Regions from separate parts of the Homo sapiens genome. Here region 2 is linked to region 1. The links are chromatin loops, found by intact Hi-C in ENCODE. Cell type or tissue: chondrocyte. All regions are shown on one strand. Each heading gives the region's core, and the rest is flanking DNA. Links, peaks and the distances in the headings are about the cores only. Region 1 overlaps ZNF664-RFLNA (ZNF664-RFLNA readthrough). Region 2 overlaps ATP6V0A2 (ATPase H+ transporting V0 subunit a2).

The links. Peaks named below come from ENCODE experiments on the same cell type or tissue, not always from the same donor. Only the 100,000 strongest peaks of a DNase experiment are listed, where the experiment ranks them.
Region 2: a loop joins it to region 1, with 4 times the contacts of the local background. A loop is called at or near these places in 1 of 110 quality-filtered maps.

Annotation. Positions count from the first base shown.
Region 1 is chr12:124,026,386-124,029,294 of GRCh38, forward strand. The region is part of intron 2 of ZNF664-RFLNA (ZNF664-RFLNA readthrough); the gene reads left to right. Among named protein-coding and RNA genes, the nearest start is that of ZNF664-RFLNA, 55 kb to the left of the region's middle. In chondrocyte, for the core only: no CTCF peak of the experiment used is centred there; a DNase peak (open chromatin) is centred at 1,570.
Region 2 is chr12:123,756,479-123,759,387 of GRCh38, forward strand. ATP6V0A2 (ATPase H+ transporting V0 subunit a2) reads left to right here. Exons shown (of 20, transcript NM_012463.4): 19 at 337-508; 20 at 1,449-2,909. The coding sequence ends at 1,554. Among named protein-coding and RNA genes, the nearest start is that of DNAH10, 4.4 kb to the right of the region's middle. In chondrocyte, for the core only: no CTCF peak of the experiment used is centred there; a DNase peak (open chromatin) is centred at 1,265.

The DNA of each region.
Region 1 (2,909 bases), core at 309-2,808:
CTCCAGCCGCTTTCAGAGAGCATCTCCTTCCTTGCCTTTTCCAGCTTCCAGAGGCATCCGTGTTCCTTTGTCCCTTGGCCCCAACACTCTGACTTCTGCTTCTGTGGCCACGTCTCCTCCTCTGACTCTAAGCCACCTGCCTCCCTCTTAGGAGGACCCTTATGATGACACAGGGGCCACTCAGATCATCTAGGACCATCTCCCTTCTCAAGGTCCTTCATCACATCCGCAGGGCCCCTTTTGCCATGTTGGTAACATTCCCAGATTCTGGGGATTGGGGCGTGGACACCTTTGGGGACCATGGGTCTGCCCACCACAAGGAGTAAGCAGGAAGGACTCGTCCAGGAAGATTCCCAGTGTCTGGCTCATGCCATGGGATGGTGAGTCGTGCCACTTTTTAAAGGAGGAAGCATCAGGAGAGGACCAGGTTTGAATGACTTTGAGTTGAATTTCTTCCCAACATCGAAGAAGACACTCAAGTCGGCAGAATCTGCAACTGTGGATCTCAAAGGAGAGTCCTGGATGTGTGTGTCATCCGTGAGCAGGCTATATATATACATAGTCTCTCTCTATATAGACAGGAGGTTATTTTAAGGAACTGACTCATGCAGTTGTGGAGGCTGGCAAGTCTAAAATCTGCAGGGCAGGCTGGCAGCCGAGCCCCAGGGAAGGGTGGATGTTGCCACTCCAGCCTGAAGGCTTTCTGAAGGCAGAATCCCCTCTTCCCGGGGAACCTCAGTCTTTTTCTCCCACGGCCTTCACCTGATTAGATGAGACCCACCCATAGCCTGGCAGGTCTTTGGCTTCACTCAGGGGCTACTGACTTCAGTGTTCATCGCATCCCAAAAATACCACAGCAACATCTAGGCAGGTGTTTGACCGAATATCTGAGAACCATGCCAAGCCAAGCTGACACATAAAACTGGCTGTGACACTGCTTATCAGTCGCAGTGAATGACGCCTCCCTGCAGTGAGTGTCCAGGCCCCACACCCAGCAGCCTCCTTCATTTCCCTTTTCCTTTCACATCTGTCAGCAAGCCCTGTCAATTCTGTCCTCAGAATACACCCTGCATCTGTTCCCATCTTCTGAGCTAAAACCCTCTTCCGAGCCACCACCACCTCCTGCTTGCAGGACTGCAGCCATCGTCAGGGCCTCCCTGCTGCCCTGCGGGCCTGTGTCTGCCTCTCCATCTCTTACCTCCATCCACCTGTCTCTGTCACTCTGTTTTTGTATTGTCTCTGTTCATCTGTCTCTCTGTCTCTGCCTCTTTTTATCTCCCTCTCTCTCCCTGTCTGTCTGTGTCCCTGTCTCTTTGTCTTTCTCTGTCTTTGTGTCTGTCTCTTTCTCTCTCTCCACAAGGGCCTGGTCATGGAGGATGGCAGTGGCTGGGGTCTGAGGGAGAAGACGACAAGGACATCACATAGTCATAAGTCTTCCCCTGTCACAGATCCATTAGAGATAGAAGTGCCAAGAAGACGCGGTCCTCGGGGAGGCTGGCATTGACATGGCCAAAGTGACACTGCTCCACCAGAGGCAGCCAAGCCACACGGTGTGGGAGAGCCAGGGACTCCAGGGGAGCCGGGCAGACTTGGGGGTGGCAACTGGGAGCAGCAGCTGAGCCCGAGGGCGTGGCAGCACCCAAGGTGCTGCAGGGTTGGATGCAGAGTGTGGTGAGCCCAGACTCAAAGTCCCTCCACCACATCTAGCTGTGTGACCTTGAGCAAGTGTCTTTACCTCTCTGAGCCTCAGTTTCCTCATCTGTAAAGTATTGTACTGACGAATGACAGTATTTATCTCCGGATGGCTGCGAGGCTGAAGTGAGCTTAAGCAAGTGAAGTCCTCAGCTGGTGTCTGGCACAGAGCAAGGGCTCAGTAGATCTTAGCTGTTATTATTACTATCCCCAGGAAGTGGCAGTGGTCCCAAGTGTTGTGATCTTGCAGAAAGGCTGGCACTGCCCGTCAGAGCTGGCTGTCCCAGTGAAGGTGACAACAGCTGAGCCTGCATCTGGCAGAGGGAGCAGGGTCTGGCAGACCTGGCTGTAGCTGGAAGCGTGGTGGCAGCAGTGGGTTGGCAGCGGTGTGGTGGTCATTTGCCGGCAGGCGAAGCGCTGAGGTCCCAGAGTGCTGCCCAAGAGCCCCGTGTTTGAAGGCACTGGGAGGTGGTCCCTGGTGACTCCAGACCTGCTCAGGTAGATTTTGCAGGGAGCCAGGGCCAAGCAAAAGCAGGAGGGGGAAAAAGCATCTTTTAGTTCCCTTTCTCTGAAAGCAAACAGTCACAAGCTACAAGCCTGGGGCTTGTGAGGATCGCCAACTCTTCTGCGCACCGGTGAGTTCTTGACAATCAGATGAACAGAGGGAAAGAGGCGTGCCCTTGCTAGCCAACTTCCTGGAGCCCTCTCAGCTGGCATCTTGGTGCTTGTACACATTTGAGAGCATCAGCATTTCTTTACAAATGACCCCATCAGCTCGCCAGTCACCTTGCTTTGCTGGAAGTTTGCCTTGGGATTTGGGAGAATTTAGTTGAAACCAGTAACACCCAGCGTGGCCAAATTCCATATGCTCCTTCTGCGTCTGTGTAACAATTTCCTTTCTTTTTTTGAGATGATTCTCACTCTGTTACCCAGGCTGGAGTGCAGTAGCATGATCTCGGCTCACTGCAGCCTCTGCCTCCTCAGTTCAAGTCATTCTCCTGCCTCAGCCTCCCCCAAGCAGCTGGGACCACAGGCGTGTGCCACTACACCCAGCTAATTTTTGTATTATTAGTAGAGACAGGGTTTCACGATATTCAGGCTGGTCTCAAACCCCTGGCCTCAAGTGATCCATCTGCCTCAGCCTCCCAAAGTTCTGGGATTACATGCGTGAGCCACCACACTCAGCCTCTATGTAACAGTTTCTTTGAAATTTGTCG
Region 2 (2,909 bases), core at 1-2,500, 270 kb before region 1:
CCCTCAGTGGCAGAACCAGGCCTGGGAGCCTGTTTCTGGCTGCCTGGTCCAGTGCGCTTTGGGAGGTCACAACCCAAACCTAGTCTGGGGCAAGACCTCCCTTTGGGAGATGGCCTCTGATATTTTTGGAGCACCAGGTCTTCCTTAGTGTTTGAGACCGTCTCGGAGCTGACTGGCTTTCACATGAGAAACAGTTGGGTCTGTGTTACATGTGTGTCTATTATTTTATGGGATAATAGTTCAGGGCCGTCAGGGGGAAACTCAGTCCAGGTAGCTCACAGAGGGACCCACTGTACATAAGCGAGCATGACCTGTGCAGGCTGCACTCCTTTGCAGAGTTGTCTGATGTCCTGTGGGCCATGCTGATGCGCGTGGGCCTCCGCGTTGACACCACCTATGGCGTCTTGCTACTGCTCCCGGTTATCGCGCTCTTTGCAGTTTTGACCATTTTCATCCTTCTGATCATGGAAGGGCTTTCTGCGTTTCTTCACGCCATACGCCTCCACTGGTGAGTTTGAAACCTAGCCTTGGAGCTGTTATTTAAAAAACATACCCGCCCCCCCACTGCCCCGCCCAACCAAATATACACAGCCCCTGCAAAATCTAATGCTGAATTTAGGCCAGTTCTTCCCTTCCCTTGGGATCTGTGTTCATATCCTCTGAGTTAAAATTGTATTTTGGGCCGGGTGCGGTGGCTCATGCCGGTAATCCTGGCACTTTGGGAGGCCAAGGCAGGTGGATCACGTGAGGTCAGGAGTTCAAGACCAGCCTGGACAACATGATGAAACCCTGTCTCTACTAATAATACAAAAATTAGCTGGGTGTGGTGTCGTGCGCCTATAATACCAGCTTCTTGGGAGACTGAGGCAGGAGAATTGCTTGAACCCAGCAGGCAGAGGTTGCAGTGAGCCGAGATCATGCCATTTTACTCCAGCCTGGGGGACGAGCGAAACTCTGTGTCAAAAAAAAAAAATGTATTTTGATTCTGAACTATTATCACTGACAAGTAAAAGTAAGTTTAAGTTTGCAGAATACTAACGTATGTTTCATACTCCTAATTCACTTTGGGTCTGACAGGTTGCTCTGTCTTATTGCAAGATAAATCCTTCTTATGTATTTCTTAATGTTTTATGGTGTAGGTCAGATTACTGCTCTGTGCCTCCAGTGACTCAAGTGGCAGGAGAGGGTCTCGTTACTTGTGCACGTGCTTTTGTGTGTTGGGCAGTGAGAGACAGCGGATGTGTCAGAGTTTCTGTTCACACTGGGAAAGCCAGCACGGGGTTGGGGGTGCGGGGCAGTGTTTAGCTAAGTAAAAATATATGTGCCAAGAACATATTTTGGAATGAAGCAATTTCAGCACAGGAATTTTTTTTTTTAACTTATAAATGTTGTTTTAAGGAATGTGATTTCATAATCTTCCATTAATACATGGCTTTTTTTTTTTTTAGGGTAGAATTTCAGAACAAATTCTACGTTGGTGCAGGCACCAAATTTGTTCCTTTCTCATTCAGTCTACTTTCATCAAAGTTCAATAACGACGACAGTGTGGCATGATCATATTGCTGTAACCAACAAGCTTTCAGATTTATGGAGAATGACCATGTTATAGACTTTCACTTATGTCAGATTTATGATAGGAAAAATTCCATCTTCATTACTGCCTTATGACATAGCCAAATAATTCTGTAAGATATACCTCTTCCTCATATGTTAAATATTTTGTAAAGTTTACCAATTTGAGATATAAAAATTTCTTTTGGTTTTTTATGATGAGCAAATATAAGTTAATGCCAAACGTTATGTTAAAGTTATTTTTTCAAATACAGGATTTGGGGAGAGAAGCCAATTTTGCATGGCTAGTTGAAAATGGTATTAGATACTTATTTCCTTTAAACTTTATTTAAAACAAACAACAGAGTTAATCTGTCACCTGAAGTTGCCAGATAATATTTTCCAACAGCTGAAGTAGGGATAGTTTTTTAAAAAATTTAATGATGGGTAATCAAAACATTCACATTTATTCTGCTGGATTTAAAAATATGTACTTTTTTTTTTTTTTTGAGATGAAGTCTTGCTGTGTCACGTAGGCTGGAGTGCAATGGCACGATCGTGTCTCATTGCAACTTCCGCCTCCTGGATTCAGGTGATTCTCCTGTCTCAGCCTCCCGAGTAACTGGGATTACAGGCATGCGCCACCGTGACCAGCTAATTTTTTTGTATTTTTGTAGAGATGGGGTTTCACCATGTTGGCCAGGCTGGTCTCGAACTTCTGACCTCAAGTGATCCACCTGCCTCGGCCTCCCTAAGTGCTGGGATTACAGGCGTGAGCCACCATGCCTGGCCAAAATATGCAAATATTTTTTATCCTGTGCTACCTAGAATTACAAGTAGAGGATTGTTTTTACAATTTTGTCTTGTTTTAGTAATTGGGGACAATGGGATAAAATGACATACAACAAATGGTTATCCCACTTGTATATTTTTTTAAAGACTCTTATCCTGTTACCCTTACATAAAACCAGTTATGATAATTGTATGTTTGGAAGATAAATTGTATGCTGAGCCTTAAAACCCAGTGTGACTGTAGAAGATATAATGCGGACATGATTTGAATTTAGTGACAGCTTGGCTGATGTCACTGAACCAGAAGGGTTTATACTGAGTGAAGGAAAGGTAAAAAGTAGTATTTTGTATATTTTTGTAACAAAATATAAATGAAGATATTTTACCATGAAGAGATTGCACTTATCCTTGAGAACAGTCTAAATATAAATGAAGATATTTTACCATGAAGAGATTGCACTTATCCTTGAGAACAGTCTAATGATACTTTTTTTACTTTCAGACTGTTTCTAGCTAAAGTTCTGATAAAAGTATTGAGTTAATTTAAACTTTCAAACACTGTTTAG